2 separate regions of the Mus musculus genome follow, and region 1 is linked to region 2. A link is a loop called in an ENCODE intact Hi-C map of the cell type or tissue named here. Cell type or tissue: heart. All regions are shown on one strand. Links, peaks and the distances in the headings refer to the core of each region. The heading gives the core; the rest is flanking DNA.

The links. Peaks named below come from ENCODE experiments on the same cell type or tissue, not always from the same donor. Only the 100,000 strongest peaks of a DNase experiment are listed, where the experiment ranks them.
Region 1: it touches region 2 in a loop (2.2-fold over the local background); 6 of 42 quality-filtered maps call a loop at or near these places.

The regions. Positions count from the first base shown.
Region 1 is chr16:95,643,391-95,652,962 of GRCm38, reverse strand. No RefSeq gene overlaps it. Among named protein-coding and RNA genes, the nearest start is that of Gm31845, 20 kb to the left of the region's middle. In heart, for the core only: a CTCF peak has its summit at 4,931 (motif pointing left); a DNase peak (open chromatin) is centred at 4,912; H3K27me3 peaks cover 814 bases.
Region 2 is chr16:95,764,461-95,774,032 of GRCm38, reverse strand. It overlaps Gm32130 (a long non-coding RNA gene), which reads left to right. Exons shown (of 3, transcript XR_876302.2): 2 at 8,015-8,059. Among named protein-coding and RNA genes, the nearest start is that of Gm41509, 29 kb to the left of the region's middle. In heart, for the core only: no CTCF peak of the experiment used is centred there; a DNase peak (open chromatin) is centred at 4,162; H3K27ac peaks cover 517 bases.

The sequences.
Region 1 (9,572 bases), core at 895-8,894, 120 kb after region 2:
ACTGGATTTCTTCTTTTAAAAAATTAAAATAAAAATAAATTTTAATTTTTAGTCTGTTAAAACATTGCTTTTATTGTTTAACTTTTTATTGATTTGTGTGTGTGTGAATTTCACATCATACACCCTAATCCTCCACCTTTGCAACCCCCCCCAAAAAAAAAAGGAAAAAGAGATCTCATTGTGGAAGTGTAGTGTGTCACAGTGTGTCCCACAGTCTACCCTTGTGTCCACACATCTTTACTTGCAGTTCATTGCCATGAGTAATTGGTCTGGTCTGAGGCTTCTAGCTTCTGCTACACTGTCAACACTGAAACCTCACCAGGGCTCCTCTAGGATATCCTGTTGTTGCTCTGTGTCATGGAGATCCTGCAGCTTTGGATCTGTAGGACTGGCTCCTTCATGGACTCTGGTAGCTCATCTGTGGGGTAGATGTTGGGGTGAACCATCTTAAAGCCCTGGATCTGGGCTTGGGTGATGGCTGAGCTGGTCAGCCTACCTGCTCTCCTGCACCCACACCACCATGGTGGGCTCTCCAGGACTGCTCCAGCTAGCTCACCCAATCTACAGTGGGCAAGGCTCCCATGCCCTTGGGCTGGCTCACCCAAAACCCCCCAAACCAAGGCCAGTTCTGTTTGCTGCCCAGGTGAGGTGCAGGGCCTGCTATAGCTTGTGAAAGGCAGAACCTCCTCACTTGCAGGTGATTAGGGGAGGGGATCTCTCTCTCACCCAGACCACCTCATGGCAGACAAGTGGCAGGCCTAGCTCTCCCATGCTCATGTCCTTGGGGCCTGCAGCTCCTGTAACCAGGGCCAGCTCTACAGTGCTACCCAGCTCTTCTGTGTGCTGCAGCCAATGATGGGCAGGGCCAGCTCAGCTCTTATGGCCTCGGGGCCTCATTAGAGTTCTTGTTAGGGGAAAGGCAGCAGGTGGGCCCCTTCCATGGTTTGACCAGTGTTGGAATCTGAAAGCTTGCCCAAGAGCCAGGGGACATGAAGAAACTGATATTTGATGAATTACATTATTGATTGTTTGGCATTTTGTGTTTTCTAAATGTAAAGTGATTTTTGAAAACAATAGCTATTTATTAGTGAGAATGGGTGTGGTTGGAAAGAGGGAGGGTGGGGAGATAACTCATGTAGAAGCAAAAATGCAACATATAGAGTGGATATTTGGCTAGAACTGATAATATTTTTATTTTAATTAAAATTTAGAAGGAAAGGAGAGGGAAGGATTGAGAGAAGAAAGGAAGAAAAAGACATCTTGGCATGACACTGTGTGAGTGGCACCATCTGGAGGTGTGTCCTTGTTGGAATAGGTGTGACCTGGTTGGAATGGGTGTGTCACTGTGGGTGTGGGAGTAAGATCCTCACCCTAGTTGCCTGGAAGTCAGTCTTCCACTAGCAGCCTTTGGATGAAGACATAGAACTCTCAGCTCTGCCTGCGCCATGCCTGCCTGGATGCTGCCGTGCTCCCACCTTGATGATAATGGACTGAACCTCTGAACCTGTAAGCCAGCCCCAATTAAATGTTGTTTTTTTATAAGATTTGCCTTGCTCATGTTATCTGTTCACAACAGTAAAACCCTAACGAAGACACACTACATTTATTTACTTATTTATTTATTTATTTACTTACTTACTTACAGTGCATCTGTCCACACATGCATGCATGGGGAGGCTAGAGGACAATTTCAGGTGTTACTCCTCAGGCAGCATCCACCTTGTTTTGTTTTTTATTACTTTATTTTATTTTATTGTTTTAGGATAGAGTTTCTCACTGGCCTGGAACTCATCAAGTAGGCTATGTTAGCTGGCCAGTGAGCCCCCGGGGTCCTCTTGTCTCCATCTCCCAAGAGGATGACCATGCTTGGCTTTTGTTTTGTTTTGTTTTGTTTTGTTTTGTTTTGTTTTGTTTTGTTTTAATAGAGCTCTAGTGACAGGGTCTCACTGTGCAGCCTCGGCTTGTCTGGAACTCTGGTCCAGGGGAATCTTGATCTCAAGCATGACAAGGGTGGGCAGTGCTCAGGGCCACATCTCCTGCCTGGGTAGAAGGCTCTGGGTCTTGTTCTATCTGAGAAGAGAGGATTGGGTGCCTCAGGAATAGAGCAAGAACATAAGAAGCAGTGTGGCAGGGACCCAGAGCCTGCCTTACTGCCTGCCTGCCTTGACTGGGAGCACTCGTGGGAGCCCTGGGCCCAGTGGTGTCTCAGGTTTCTTCGTGGTTCACTTCATGAAAACTGTGACTCTTAAGGAAACTCATTAGGTTGTTCCAGCCCATCAAAGACAGGAAAGTAAAAGGGGGTGTCTTAGCTAGGGTCTCAGTGCTGTGAACAGACACCATGACCAAGGCAACTCTTATAAAGGACAACATTTAACTGGGGCTGGCTTACAGGTTCAGAGGTTCAGTCTATTATCATCAATGTGGGAGCAGGGCAGCATGCAGGCAGGCATGGTGCAGGAGGAGCTGAGAGTTCCATATCCTGATCCAAAGGCAACAGAGGAGACTGTGTGTGTCATACTGGGCATAGCTTGAGCATAGAAGACCTCAAATCCCACCCCCACAGTGACACACTTCCTCCAACAAGGCCACACCTCCTAATAGTGCCACTCCCTATGGACCAAGCATCCATACACGCGAGTCTATGGGGGGTGGGGTGGGGGGGCGTATTTATTCAAATCTTCACAAGGTGTGAGTTGTAAAGAGGAAGAGGATCAGAAGAAATGGAAGGAAAAGGATACGGGAAATGGGAGGCTTATGTGATATTTGTATACACATAAAAGCCTAACAAAGCCCACTCCTATCTACTTACTATGTGATAATAAAAAACCAAACCAAACCAAACCAGAAAGGAAAAGTATTGATGCTCTTGAGTTGGAGACTCAGCTTTCTCTTACCTTTCACTGTTACACACACACACACACACACACACACACACTTGAAATATATATAATATATATATATACATACACCACATCTGAAATAAATATATGTAATACATACACACAATATATGTGTGTATATATATTTGAAATATATATACACACACACACAAACACATTTGAAATATATATAACACACACATGAAATAAATATATATACATACATTTGAAATATATATTTCAATATATTTTTTCAAAATATATTTTTCAATATATATATTTAAATATATATATTTGAAAAATGTGTGTATGTATGTATCTGCAGAGATAGCTCAGCAGTTAAGAACTTAAGAGCACTGGCTGCTCTTAAAGAGGACCCAGGTTCAATTCCCAGTGCCACATGGCGGCTCACAGCCATCTGTAACTCTAGTTCTAGGAGATCAGATACCTTCTTCTGGCCCCCGACACGTACTGTCAAAAACCATCATACACATAAAGTTGAAAGTAAATTAGTGTGCATGCATGTCTGTGTATGTATGTATATGCATTTGTATGCATATGGCATATGTGTACTGCCTGTGTACATGTATATATGTATATATGCCTCAGTATGTGCCTATGTGTATGCATGTGCATACATGTGTATCTGCCTATGTGTGCATGTGTGTGTCACACATTGTCTCTGTGTGCATGCATCTGTGTGTGGAGGGGTTTGTGTATGCATGTGTATCTGTGCATGTGTGTCTGTGTATGCACATGTGTATGTTATGTGAGGTGTGTTCTGGCCAGAGGTAGACATCACCAGGGTGCTCTAGTCTGTTCTGCCTTATCCCCTTGAGACACTCTTAGTGAACCTGGACTTGCTGGCTTTTGGCAAGGCTGGAGGGTAAGCCCAAGGGACTCTCTAGTTCCACCTTTTACCTCAGCAGTCTGTTCATAGGCAACAGCCATGCCTGGTTTCTGTGGGAATGTGGGGGGCTGAGTGCAGGGGGTCAGTTTGCAGACTCAGGTCCTCATGCTGGTCCAGCAACCCTCTTATTCACCGAGCTGTTCTTCCAGCCCCACCATTCTTTCTCATGGCTTCAATTAAAGGGGCAGAGGGAGGTATTTAAATAATGACTTAGATTAGGGAAGTCCGTTATAAATCGACAGTGAATCCAAATGGGTCAGTTCAGAGTTTATTCTTCTAGAGACCAGGATGCAGAATGCATTTGCTATTTTTGAGCAAGAGCTAGGTCTTTCTTTTGAAAAGTTCAGGTTTCAGTTCAGAAGGTGTTTTGTTTTGTTTTGTTTTGTTTTGTTTTTAGCAGACTTAAGCAAAATGTACTCAGCCTCCTGTCTGAGCACATTTCTGTCTGTCAGGACTGCCTCCTAAAAACGAACTTTTGCTGCCTCCAATTTCTCTTATTTTCCCACATTTGTAGGGAGGATCACTCCCTGTACTAAGCAGTGGACCAAAGGGCAGAAGATCTTGGTAACTGTCAAAGCTAGGCAGGCATAGTTTGCAAACAAAGAGGACACAGGACAAATCCATCCCTTTCATCACTGTCCGGCATAGCTTGCAAAGGCCTCTCATCAAAGGAGGCAATCAGAACCGGGGAGGGGCCTGAATGTTGGATTGCTTTGGGGTTCACTGAGGGTGGGGTTGGTTGCCTAGCTCTGAACTAAGCCTGTGGCTTGCTTTGAAGACAGAAGGCGTCTTCCTGGGGTCTGGCATTATTGCCATACACCTTTGTAGCTATGCTTGTCTTTCCATAGCTGCCCTGCTATTCACATAGGTGTGCTAGAGGTTTCTTTGCTCAGGTAGCTGTGTTCTCCGTGGTGGACCACTCCTTGGGTGCCCTGTAATCTTGCCTCGTGCCCAGGCATCTTGCTTGTTCGGATTCCCCCAGCGTGGTTTAGAGATGTGTCGCAGTTCACCTTTTTGATGGCCTTGCATTTCCTATCCTGGCCAAGTCCGCTCTCTCTGATGCTCACCCTGGTTGTGAGACCCATCCTTGGGCAGTGTATCCCTCGAAGGTTCGCAGCACTATTTGTCTGCAGCGCCACCACCTGGTCCAAACAGGAACGACCTGCTCTCTCGCCCAGGAGCAAACAGAACCTGGAGTACATTTCCAACTTTTGCAAAACCGGTTCCTTCTCCATTCTCTGTGAGGTGCTGGCAAGCAAATGCAGTATTCTTGTTTCTCGGCAGCAATATAGGCTTAAAGAAACCGAAATGGGAGACATCCTGTGCCCTCCAATGGCGGTCATAAATTGTATCTAAAAGTATGTGTGGATGCTTTACAGATATAAAATGCAGCAGGAGAATGGGGCCAGAAAGACTTTTTTTTTTCTTCCAGCCTGTTTCTCTTGTGTAGCTTTATATCTATGGGGATTCTGTATCTAAAGGGGTCACAGTTTCATGGATGTTTGGTGGGTGTTCCTCACCCCTTCACTATGCCCCAAACTACCAGACATCCTGGCTCCTGATGGTCAAATCTGAGTCCTGATGCTATGGACAAAGATAAGTTCCTAAGCAGAGTGGTCAGAAGGCCAAAACATGCAAAATACCAGAGTATTTATGTGTACTCACCCCAGTGTGTTCTTTTTTTTTTTTTTTTTTTTTGGTTTTTCGAGACAGGGTTTCTCTGTATAGTCTTGGCTGTCCTGGAACTCAATTTGTAGACCAGGCTGGCCTCGAACTCAGAAATCTGTCTGTCTCTGCCTCCCAAGTGCTGGGATTAAAGGCGTGTGCCACCACCGCCCGGCCCCAGTGTGTTCTTGCATACCTCAGTGTGTGTGTGTGTGTGTGTGTGTGTGTGTGTGCATGTATACCTTTGAGAGTGTATGTGTATGCCCACACCTCAGTGTGTGTGTGTGTGTGTGTGTGTGTGTGTGTGTGCATGCATATCTCTGTGTGTCATGCTCACCCAAGTGTGTACTTGTACACATCAGTGTGTGTGTGTGTGTGTGTGTGCACACTCATACCTTAGAATGTATCATGTTCAGTTTAGTGAGTACATGTATATGCACACACATCTTATGGTGTGTATGTGTGTGTGTACACAACCCAGAGTGTTTGTATGCATGCCTCAGTGTGTAATTCTGTATGCATACCTCAGGGTATGCATGTATGCATACATCAGAGTATATGTGCATGTGTGTACACATACATGTTTGCATACTCTGATGAGCAGACTTCTTGTGACATCAAAAGAACACGTTAGGGATTTTCTGTCTACTTACTTTTATCTCAGAATGAGACATTTTTATTTTTATAATGAACATAAAATTATTAGGAGGTGGTATGCCCCTTATGCCACTAACAAGACTGTATAGTAGCAGGGATTAACAGGTCGCACAATTCAAGTTTGCCCAGGACATTGTAGAAGATAGTGGTGATCTCCTTGAGCTAGAGAAAGGTGAGCATGGGACCTGATTCTTTATCTTTCCCCCTTGAGGGTTTCCTGGCCAGAAAACTGGCCTCCTTCTCTCAGTGAGGGTTTAGAATGCTGGCCATCCTCACCTCCTCTGAGGCTCTTCCCTAGCTGCCGACTTAGACATAGGAAGGGTCTAGAAGGAAAGCAGCCGCTTCCACAGGATAGGATCTTGAGTGGGTGGGAGAGAGTCGTCTGTGTTCTCTCTAGCAAGGACAGACTGGGGAGGAGACTTGCTTTGAGTTGTGTGTTTCTCAAAGCTTCTGTTGAGTGTTTAAGTAACAAAAATCTCTCCCAGTCTTACTGACATCAAGCTGTGGATGGTACAGCAGCCCCTGTGGGGTTGTGGGGCTGGGAATCCATGCAGCCTGAGTAAGAGCTGCTGATGGCATCAGGGGGCAGTGCTACAGATGAGGCACTCCAGGCTTCCACAGCTGGTTTTAGTGTGAGCTATAGGTTTATCTCTGCATCCATGAGGCCATCTTCTGGCTAAACATCTGACAAGTTGGGAGAACCAGCTGAGATCTTGATTGGGACAGAGGCTAGCAGTGGGGTGGGAGCAAGCTCATCTAAACATACGTATAGATAATTGGAACTCTCGTTCTGTATGAAACATCATGGGAAAGTATGAAAGTGTGAGCCAAGTTGAATGAGAAAGGCCTAATGTACCTGCAAGAAGACACGTTGTAGGAATTTCTGGTCTCTGGAAGCTTCTTGTGTTTGCTGACAGAAACCTCAAGCCTTTGAAGTCAATTTTTAAGTCAAAACACTGGAAATGTAGGAAATCAATCCCCACGACACTGTGACACCTACCTTTGAATATATCCTCTGAGCAAAGTATATATGTGTGTATGTGGGGGGCAGGGGTTGGTCCAGGCCTTCAGTCTGCAGTGGAGTGGATACTGTGTTCCTTTAAAGTTCTCCTGTCAGAGTCTTGGTATCAACAGTACGGTGCTGTCATTGGTACATGACTGTTCAAGTGTATCTGTACTAAAGAATGCTAACCAGCCTGCAGCATTTTTCAGGGGTGATGAAGCCTTTACAGAAGAGAGCTGGTGAGAAGAAACTAGGTCACCATGTCATTAAAGAGTCCATGAAGTAGTCTTCCTCCACTCCTCTGTCCTGTCGCCATGGGAGGCTGAGCCACCACTTGGCCAAAGTAACAGGGCCAAGTGACTATGGATAGAAACTGGAAATCAGGAGCCAAATTGACCTTTGCTTTTCATAAGCTGATTCTTTGAAATATTTCGTCCCAGCAAGGTGGTGACACAGATGGTATTTGGAAAGTGGTTGAGTTAAGAGAGTAGAAGCTTTACAAATAGGCTTAATGTTCTAAAAAGAAGCCAGAAAGAGACTAGAGGGTGGCTTAGTCTTTAGAAGCAGTTGTCACTCTTGAAAGGGACCTGGGTTCTGGTCTCAGCACCTATCAGGTGGCTCTCAGCTGTCCATAACCCCAGTTCTCAGGGCAGGGGACAGTTCTGGAACCTTCTTCTAACCTCTGTGGACACCAGGCATGCAAGTGGTGAACACACATACACACACACACACACACACACACACACACACACACACACACACGCTAACTACAACCACACAGAATAACCAAACCCAATCCTGGATAATGAAAGAACTGCTGGCTATCTCACCATCCCCAATCTCAAGTAGAAGAATAAAAACGGTTGGCACAAAACCAGACATGTTTTGATCCATGGAAACAAATTGAAGACCCAGAAATAAATCCATACACTTATGGGTTCCTGAGTTTTGATGAAGAAGCCAGAAACACACAACACAGGGAGAAAAGACAGCATCTTCAACAAATGCTGCTCAAACTGGATGCCAGCACAAGAATCTCAGTAGATCCACGCTTATCACCCTGCACAAAGCTCACCTCCAAATGAACATAGGTCATAAAGCCAGATGCACTGGACCTTATAGAAGAGAAAGTGGGGAATAGCTTTGAACTCATTACCACAGGAAAAGACTTTCTGAACAGAACCCTGTTAGCACAGGCACCAAGATCAACAACTAATAAATGGGACTGCACGAAACTGAGAAGCCCCCGCACCACAAAGGACTGCCATTCAGACAAAGAGGCAGCCTATAGAACAGGAAAAGACGTTTACCAGCTTCACATCTGATACAGGACTAATATCCAAAATATAGACAGAACTCAGAAACTGGACATCAAGAAAACAAATGACACAATATTAAAAAAATGAATTTCAGATCTAAACAAAGAATTCTCAGAAGAAGAAACACAATGGCTGAGGAACACTTAAAGGAAATGTTTGGCATCCTTTGCCACCAGGGAAATGAAAATCAAACTAGTGTTTAATTTTAATTTAATTTTATGTATATATTTTCCTTTGCTCTTTTCACCCAGCAGGTCCTTTGTGTGTATTTCATGGCTCCCAGCATAGTGTCTTCATGGGATTTCTGAGTGTGCGAACACATGCGTCTCTGTTTCTTGTGTCTGTCCTTGGGGCCATTTGCTTCTGTTTGTTTGTTTTGCCCAATTCTGATATGTTTTTTTTTGGTCTTATTTAATTATTATCCCTTAGAAACCTGTTTGTTTTCTAATGAGGGACAGAAAGGGGTGGATCCCCATGGGAGGGGAAGTTGGGAGGAACTGGGAGGAGTTGAGGAACATGAACCTTCATATATGACAGAAAAACAATCCATTTTCAAAAAACGGAAAAAACGAAGAAAAAAATAAATTACTTGTGTTGTTGATTAAGCTAGTCAGCCTATGGTATCTTCTATCTTCTTATAGCAACCCAAACGAAGACAAGGTCTTTCTCTGAGTACATTTTTTTTTTCAAAGTAAATGGAAAAGGCAAAACTCATGATACAAGAGCTCAATTGTTATTTTTAAAGCTCATTTTGGTATGTTTTTGGAAAAAGAAACTAGGACCTCCCAGTTCTGAAAGACGTGGGAGTATTTTTAGTGTGAAACCCTGGCTTCAGAATGGTGATATAAATTACTCTTCAGTGACAGCTTTGAGCAGACTCCAGCAATGGTCCTGATGCGCCTGAAGCCATGGGATAGATGTTCCACTCTGTTTTAAAGTCGAGAGGAAGACAGAGACCGTGTTTGTGGGTTCACCTGTGACTTCTTGGCAGCTGCCCGATTTATTTCTTCCATTTCAGAGTCAGACACAGACTGTGGACCAGCCTGGGCCCAGCACATTTTATTGGTGTTGGATCTGGTCCCAGGGGATCCTCATTACTTGGTTACAAGATGGGCATGTGGGCGAGAGAAATCATGGCT
Region 2 (9,572 bases), core at 1,126-9,125:
GCCACAGATGCTTTGAGGAGCAAATTTGCTTTGTAGTTTAGAAACAGCCGGCAAAAGAAATCAAGCAACATAGAAAAATCCCATGGTCGTGAACAAGTAGTTCCTGCCCTCCCACCCTCCTGGCCCTGGTCTCACCTTGCAGAAAGAACCACTGAGTTCAGGATCTTTATTCTGTTTGAGTTTGATGTATCACATTTCATGTGGCTCAAGGATGCACGATCATTTCAAAAATACCCATATGGGACCTTAGCTGGGGACTTTGTGCCCAGAGCAACAAGGACCAGCTGGTTTGTGCCTGTACTATTTTAGTGACTTAGCTGGTCAAATGAAATTAAACTCTCTTTCAGGCTCTCAGGTTGAAACACAAAGATCAGAGAGACCTGCCCATGTCCTAACTACTCTGTGTTTGTCATCCCAGAAGAGTTGGGTCCTCAGTGGGCATGAAGCCCCCGTCAGTGGTCCTCAGTCTCCCTCTGAAGCCAGGCATTTCTGCCCTTCCTCTACCTAAAAAGATAATTTAGGACTGTGGTGCCCAGTATGGCTCCTCTTCCGGAATTCTGAGCTTTGGATCTGGAAGGGCCTGGAACATGTGTTCTCCACAGGAGATGGGGATGGAGGGGACCAGAGAAAAGGGTTCTCAGCCTTCTCAGCAGGAGGCACGGGATAAGTCTAGTGTGAGCAACAACAGCACTGGTACCAGATGGCATTGCAGATCTGCAGCCAAGCCTATGGGATGGCAGTGTGTGGTTGACTGCCCCAAATTCACACCGGAGAGACTTCACACCTCTGGCTGGTGCTGAGCAGGTGAGCAGTATGGGTGTTGTACAAGTTGCCTGTCTCAAGGTAGACTGTTTCTCTTTCTGGGGACTTCCCTGCATGTCTAGGGTATCGCTTCAGTAAACAGACCCTAGCTCCCTGGATGGAAGCCGTGGATACTTCTGCTGAGAGGACAGACAGCTGGGAAGACACTGGCCTCTCTTCCTCACTTCCTCAGGAAAACAAGAATTCACACGGTTACCTCCATTTAAAATTCTTCCTACTCCTTTACTTACAATAGGCCCAGTCTTCTCTCCTCCCTTTCCCACCTAGAGTTGACCATTAACTGACACTACTCCCCGATTTTCCCTTGCCTCCCATCTTCCTCCCCTTTCCTCAGTCCCCATTTTTTTAGCTAAAATACCTAGATGACAAAACCACAAATTTCAGTGCCCTTACAGGCAGGCATTGTTTTGGTTAATACCCCAACTCAAATAACCAATAATTATTTGATTTTTTTGGGGGGGGGGGTGAGGCACATAGAACTGATTCTGGAAGAAAAAATTCCAGAGCTAAGAGAAGTAGTGACGCTGACCAAGACCTCCAGACCACATTTAATTTGATGGTCACAGGCCCCTTGGGAGGGACTTTGTTGTCAGCTACAGGAACACTGGATTCTACACTGGGGCTGCTCAACCTGTGTTCAATGGGCAGGCAACCGAAGAGGCAGAGCCTAAACTCCTGAGCTCCTGGTGGTATAGCCAGCTGCTACTGTTTACAAACACTCAGTTCCGAGCTTCCGACAACAGCACTGATTGCATCCAAGGTTGGTTTGGTTGCTCAGAAATACGCATTTGCATTTTGCTAATATAGCCTTCCCACCCAGCTGGTTGAAGATCTTCATTCAGTTCACCCAGTAACACTTGTCCTTGAGAACAGTGTCTCACGGGGAGACGGCTCAGCTAGCAAAGTACAAACAGGAGCAACGGAGTTCAATCACAGGCACTTAGGAAAACGCCAGGCCGTGGTTGTACGCTCTTTCTACACCAGGGAGGGGGAGCCAGGCAGATTTCTCAGGAAGCCTCAGGTCCCAGTGAGAGACCAGGTATCAGAAAACAGGATAAATGGCACCGAGAAAGAACAACGCCCAAGTTTGTCCTCTGGCTTCCACACAATGTACATGCATACACATGAAAACACATATCTGCACATGCTTAGAATGCATGCATGTACACACAGGAACACATACATGCACATACATAGAGCATACTCCCTAGCTGTTCACAATACTCACATGCATGCACATGCGCACATGAATACATGTACACACACATGCACACACACACACACTCACGACACCCAAGTTTGTTCTCTGGCCTCTACACAATGCACATGCTCACACACAAAAATACATACCTGCACATGCTTAGAATGTGCACATGCACACATAGGAACACATACATATACATACATAGAGTGTATCCCTTAGTTCTCCCCTACACTCATACCATGCTTGTACATACACACATGCATACACACACACACACACACACACACACACACACTGAAGTGTCAGCCCTGGGTTTATGCCTAGCACTGAAAGTGGCATTTGTAGAGTGGATGGCTTTAGAAGAAATGGAAATGGGTAAGGTTTCTACTGAGGAGCCAAGAACAACACCCTCAGTAGTTCCCGGTGCCTCCTCAAAGCTTGCATCTCTGCTGCTGTCTTTCTGGCTCAGGTAATCACACAGCAAACAGCCCTAGCTCTGAAGGAAGGTACTGCGTGTATATGTGCTGCACTTGGGTTTGAGGTAGACAGCTCTTATCACCAGCAGCATCCTGGGAACTGGGAGCCAGAGGCTATATGTTCTTCCCATGGAGACCTTGTTCCAGTTAAGCCCTGGCCAGCTAACGGACAGGAACAGTGGTGGCGGTCGGGGAGGGGCTTGGCTCAGCATTCACGGAAAGACAGTGTAGAAACATCTCTTCCTGAACTGCTTTCCCGGATGAGAATGGTTTTCTTCCCATTGCACTTGCAGGGAAGCATCTTCCTGGGCCTTTAGTAAGCACACACAACTCCTGGACTCTCCCTCTGGCATGGAGGAAGAGGGCCATCCTCTGAGGCACTTGTGAGACCCAGCCTGGGCATGAGGTGTGCTGATGGGTGACCATGAGTCACCCCCTGGGAAGGGAATGTGCTAGACCCAGCTTTCCAATGCCGTGTCTCCCATGTTGCCTATACAGGAAGGAGGGTGGAGGAGGCTATGGCTCAGCCTGTAGCTGAAGTCCAGCAAGCTCTCCTCACAGAGGAAGGCACCCAGTGAGCTCAGCCCTCAGGGAGGCTTGGCCAGCATCCTCACTTGTGTGAGAGGAGATTTTGACACCTGTCACCAGTCACTTTGTCTTTGTCCCTGCTCCTCAGTTTTGCTTTCACAGAGCTGGTCCTGGGCTTCCAACCTTCCTACCTGACTCTTTCCTAAGATGGAGCAGGGCTTCAGGGGCTGTGTCACTTGGGTCAGGAAGCCAGGCTCTGTTGCCTGAGATCAGCCTGTGCTGGGTAAGCCACTGCTGTCTTCATCTGTGACAGGGAGAATGTAGGAGACTTAATGAGTCTGTGTTTGCCAAGCTCTTTGAAGACTCTCAGAGCTCATGAAAGCCTGTGCTCATTATAGTGAAAGCTATAGCTGCTCTGGGCTTTAATGTTGTTCTTCCCTTGGAGGCCTGACAGGCTAGCTCTCACTCACATGGGTAAGACCTCAGTGGGTGCAGAAAGATGGGGGTGGGAAGAAGTGGTATGCATGCTCTAAGTGCATGTGGGGTGTGTGTGTTTATGTGTATGTGTGGGGGGGGGCTGTGGGGGAGGGGTACATGCAGTATGTGTGGTGTGTATATATATGTGTGTGGTCTGTTGTATATATAGTATGTATGTATGTATATTATATGTGTGTGTGCTGTGTATGTATGTATAATATGTGTGTGTGTGTGTGTGTGCGCTGTGTATGTATGTATGTATGTGTTGTATGTCTTATAGTGTGGTACAATGTGGGTAGTGTGTGGTATGGTTGGTGTGTTGGGGTGCGTGGTATATGGTATGTGGGGATGTGTGTGGTGTGTGGGTATGTGGTATGATGTGGTGTGTGTGCCCTGGTGTGTGTGTGTGGTGTGGTATGTGTGTGAGGGATATGGGTCTGTGTATGTCGTGTGGTGTGTGTGTGTCATGTGGTGTGTGTTGTATGTTGTGTGTGCTGTGGTGTGCGTGTGCAGGGTATACGTGTCTAGTGCGTGGACCTGGGCTTCACTCCCGCAGTGACTGTAAGGGGACAAAATCCCTTGCTTAGGTGCTGGCTCTGGCGGCAGCAGTGAACTTTTGTTCTGAGAACACCACCCACACACAGTCGGTTGCTGCCAGGAGCTGTGCCGCCCACACAGGATCAGTCAAGCCGGCATGAAAGAAATGAGCTTCCAACTGGCTCCAGTTTAAGTTTCTTTTCTTCCCTCCTCTGGAACAGCTTGAAATTGCTTCTCTTCTTTGTTGGGATCCCTGGAAAACTTCACCTCTCCTCCACCTCCAGTGTACTCCCTCCCTCCACCTCCTACCCCCTCCCCTCTCCTCCCCTAGCCTCGACCCACACCCACCTGTCCCCAGTCCAGGGATCCAGAAGCTGATCTGCACCCTTCACCATCTGATCCCGGGCTCACTGTTGCCCCTCAGTGCCCTGCAAGTCTAGCAGATTCTAGATGAAGCTGGGCAGAGGCAGGCCTGCACTGCCTACAGGTGAGAGGCTTGTTAGGGTGAGGACCAGAGATAATCCTTCACACCATCAAGGAGCTGGTGTCCCGAATTTCAAGCAAGGTTTCCTCGTTCTTCCCGGGGCAAGCAGGCCCTTTAGACTCCATTCTCTGGGCTTGAGAGCACACAGTGACACTTTCCACCGAAGCTCCAGGTAGACAAAACAGAGAGGAAGGTGCACCGAATAGGGTTAGCAACCAGGGCACACTAGGTTGTGAGGAGGCACGCTGGGGAGGCAGTGCATGAGAGCTGGACCTACCTGCTGCTGCTGCCTCTGTGTGCTGCCTGGGAGTGGGGTGGGTGTGGGTGTGGTTATGGGAAGGGCTTCTCCTGTCTGCCTTTTTTTTTTTTTTTTTTTTTTTTTGCCACCTTCTTTTACTGGCTACCAGCAGCAAGGTGGTCCAAGGCTTTTCTAAAAATTGAGGTATTGAGGTGGGTTGTTGCTCAGTGGTTAGAGTACTTGCCTAGGTACCAAACCTGGTTTCTTCTTATCACATTAAGATGTCTACGATATCCCACAATGCCCCACACTAAACATGGTTTGAAAAGTTCACATTAGGGGCTGGAGAGATGGCTCAGTGGCTAAGAGCAATGACTGCTCTTCCAGAGGTCCTGAGTTCAATTTCCAGCAACCATGTGGCTCACAACCATCTGTAATGGGATCTGACGCCCTCTTCTGGTGTGTCTGAAGACAGCGACAGTGTACTTACATACATAAAATAGTCCACTCAGTTCACAGGTGTGGGATCCTGGCACTCCTCCTTTTGTTTCTGGCCTCGGTGGCTTGCCAGCTGCGTCATGCCATGCACCCAAGCTCTGCTCCATCTCAGGTCCAGTAACTACTTCACCCTGTGACTGGGAGACTTCCCATTTCGTTGTTTTTTCTCATCAGCAATGGATGGCTGTGACCTTTAAGTGCTCTTGCTTAGCAGGATCCACCTTGTTTTTCCTTCTTCCTCCGGTGAGCTGGTAGGCTCTGTGTAGTGTCCTGACTGAGTAAATCCCCACACAGCACCTGAGAACTGGGATATCGGCACCATGACATTTGCTGTGAATATGTGTGGTCTTCCAACAGTTCTTTGCTGCAACTAAGCCTTTGTATCTCTGTCTACAAAATGAAGGGTTTGATTCATTTGGTCTCTAAAACTGGAAATGCGGTGGCACACGCTTGCGATCTCAGGTCTCAGGAGACTGAGGCAGGAAGATCATGAGTTGGAGGCCAGTGTGGGATCCATGGCTAGACCTTGCCTGAACTTCCCCTCTGCCCCAAAAGCAAGGAGCAGGCAAGTCTGAGCTGCAGAATAAAGCAAGCTAGATTCCTCCCTAACCCCGACCTCTGTCTAATCTGCTACCCTGACAGGAAACCGTGGAGAAAGACTGAAGCTATGGCAGGTCATCTAAGAAAGGCAACAATGACAGACAAAGTCCAACCCAACCAGGAAGGGGTTGTCCAGGCACCACGGTTTATAAGGGGTTCTGGTTGACAGAAACCTACCTTCCAAATCACCATTGGGATGACGTAGCCTTTGGGGCTTCAGACTGTGTTAATAGAAGAATGCAGACACATTGGAGGTTAAGACAGTGTAGAAGCTCCTGAAGTAGTCTGAGCACTGTGTTACTCTGCCAACAAGAGGCTGAAGGAGGAGGGATGGATGGGACAGTGAAATGTTCCAGAACCACATGGTGTCCAGGAAAGCTCTGTGGAGGACAAGGCAGAGATTGCTGTCCACATGGGGAGCTGACACTCACAGAGGTTCCCAGGTGGGTGGCCAGAACTCAGTGGCAGCAAAGGTTTCAGGAGAATGGAGAACTCTGGTAGAGATTAAGGATCCAGGCAGTAACCAGGAGACCCGCCAAAACTCCAAGGATCTTCTCTGTCTGTGACTTGAACCCATGAGTTTAGACTGGGTGTGTCAGGGAGGAGAAAGGGAGGGCGGAACCCTGAGGAATCCCAGGCACTTGGGGTCAAGCTTCCTTGGGCCTTACTAAGTGGGTGGCCTGCTGTGACTGGGAGCTTAGACTATGCAAATGTAGGGCTCCCTTGGTCTATGAAACTATTAGGAGGTAAATTTCTGAGGCAATAGAGCATTAGTCTGAGGCAATGGGCTCTCCTCAGATCCACCTAAGCTCTCATTTGAATCAGATAGGGTGATTCACTGCCATTTCAAGACTATTTGAAAGCTGCTTGCTTTCTTCCTGAACACCAGACTGGTGCCAGGCACAGGGCTGGGCTCCATTAAGAATTGGTGTAGCCAGTTAGCACATTGCCCTTTACACCTAAGAATTGTGGGAGGAGGCCAGGGCAGCCTGTGACTCTTTGCTGGTCTTGGGGTCCTTTGGTCACCACAGCTACCTGGGACTCCCTTCTCCAAGAAGGGTGTGTGTGGCCCCTGAGTCTATGGCCATTGCTTCTGATGGAGATGGACTTGGCACTGACAAGGTCATTGGTTACAACCTATAGATCCTGATGAGTTGGGGCCATAAGGAGCCAGACAGTACATCCCAGGACCTTGGCTATACTTTATAGGGGGAGTGTTCACAGGGAAGGCTGCCTGACACAGAGGCTGCAGTTGGAACTGGGTGATACATTATTTCAACCCTGTGATCTTCCAAGACATTCTCAGATGGGACTGTGTAGCTGCTTTTCAGGGAAGCTGATTCTGAGATACTTTAGAGGATTACACATCCCCTAGTCTGTCTGTAGCCCCAAGTGGCCTGGAGTTGCAGGAGAGGAGCCAGGCAATTGGAGCCGGGCCATATGGAGTAAAGATGAGACATTCCACATGCTACATAGGTCAGGGTACCCCGTGCTTAGAAAACACAAGAGCAGACTGGAGAGGAATCCCCCCAGCAAACCTGACCAAATCTCCAGGTGTGGTGACTCAGCCATGTTGCTGCTGGCAGCCGTGGCTCTTGAGGAGTGAGGGTCGATGTGAAGCCTCTGAGGGAGTTTGTCTGCACAGACCACTCTTGCTGTCCTTGGCATAGTCAATAGGATCAACGCCATTGCTAGAGGCCACTGGGGCTGGCTGGGCATGGAGGAGCCAGACCCCTAGCCCATTGTTGCCATAGAGACAGCTCAAGTCCAGATCACTCTGGACAACCGGCCAAGAACTACAGTTCCCACTGGCATCCAGTGCATCCTGCTGGTGACCTCACTGCTTTCCAGACTTACTGATTCAGATATGGTGATTCAGTCTACTCTCTGTGGCCCTTGAGGTGCTAGTCCTTAGGGGCCTTGTTTCTATATTTCCTGAGAGCTTCTGAGACTGGCAAGTGGACTGGATGTGAAAATTACTCTCAAGATGTAACCAAGCCAAGAAAAAGCTAGCAGTGACCACTGTTGCTCCCTTGCTAGGTCTGTCCTGGTCTTAGCTCATCCAAGCATGGGTGTGTTGGATGAAGGGCTCTTGAACCATCTCTATACTCTATATAACTGTTCCCCTTTCTCCCTTCAATCTACTGCAGGACCATGAATGGAGAGTAAACCTGCTGCAGGACCATGAATGGAGAGTGAGTGTGGGTCCACCACAGGGGTCTGTTGGGAGGCTCACTCCTGTTTCTCAGTGTCCCAGAACTTCTTGCTACTCAGTGTAGCAATTCCCCACTCCCAGGAACTGTGAGCCTCCTCCCAGAGACAAGAGAAACGCAAAGCTAGGACAGTCCTTTTCTCCTGTGCTCCATGTGACTGGGTCAGGGCTAAGGCTAGGACAGACCCAGACATGGGGTCAGCTGGGGACTTTATCTGTCAGAGTTCAGAAATAATTCGTAAGCCTTTTCTTATCATGGGTGTTGCTGAAGATCAAGAGTTCTTATTCCTATGCCCAGCATACAGAGGGACACACATGTGCAAACACATTCATGAACACATACACTATGTGTATACATGCACACAAATACTCATATGCATGCACACATACATGTACACACATGCACACACTCATATATGTGCATACATGTACACATGCACATGCTAATTGTTTTGCTAATGATGGCAGCATGTAGTCTCTGGGGACATGGACAATAGCTCCTAGCTAAGCTTGGCCACTATGCATCTATAATCCCTGGGATGGTTTTCTAATGTCTCTATGTCCACCTCCTGCATGTATGGGAGGAGAGTCATGCCTTGGCATGGGGCATGGGCTTGGCATGGGGCAGAACAGACTATTGACAAATTCACACGTGAACTTATCTGTTCAAAACCTAGATATCGAGCTGCTCCCTGTCCCCAACTATCCTGGGTGTGGATCCACCAGAGCACATGGTGTCTTCCTTGGGAGCATTTGCATGTTGGTACAGAACAGTCACTTTTGTGATTATCCCTGTCATCTTGGGTGTGTCTTCAAGATTTAGTCACATTAGTTTTTATGTCCACTCCTGGCTCAGACTCCATCAGGATGTCTCTGTATTCCTTCTAGAGGACTAGAATAGCTGCCCTGAGGTGTTTTGTTTTTGTTTTTGTTTTTTTAGTATTGGAGTCACTGCTGTGCTTAGCAACCATCTTGTATTTTCACAAATAATTTATTTGTTTTAGTTTATTTTATTTATTTTTGGTTTTTGAGATATGGTCTCATTAACCTAGGCTAGCCTCAAATTTTCTATTTGTCTGAGGCTAGACAATTTTCTGACTATCCTGCCTTCATCTTGTGAGCAATGCAATGATCGGTGAATGCCACAATGTCTGGGCCTCCCCTCAGATATTTTGAAGAGGATGGTATGGGTTCCCAGCTGTACCTGTGTATGTGTGTGTGTATGTGTATGTATGTGTGTGTATATGTATATGTGCGACTGTGTGTATATGTGTGTGTATATGTATGTGTGTGTCTGTATGTGTGTGAATGTGTATGTGTGTATATGTGTATGTGTGTGAATGTATATATATCTGGGTGTCTGTGTATATGCGTGTGAATGTGTATGTGTGCGTATGCGTCTATGTGTGTATGTGTGTGTGTGTTAGTCTATGTATGTGTAGGTATGTATGTGTTATTCTTTTTCAGGAGCCATCTGGCTTTTAAACGATTACATA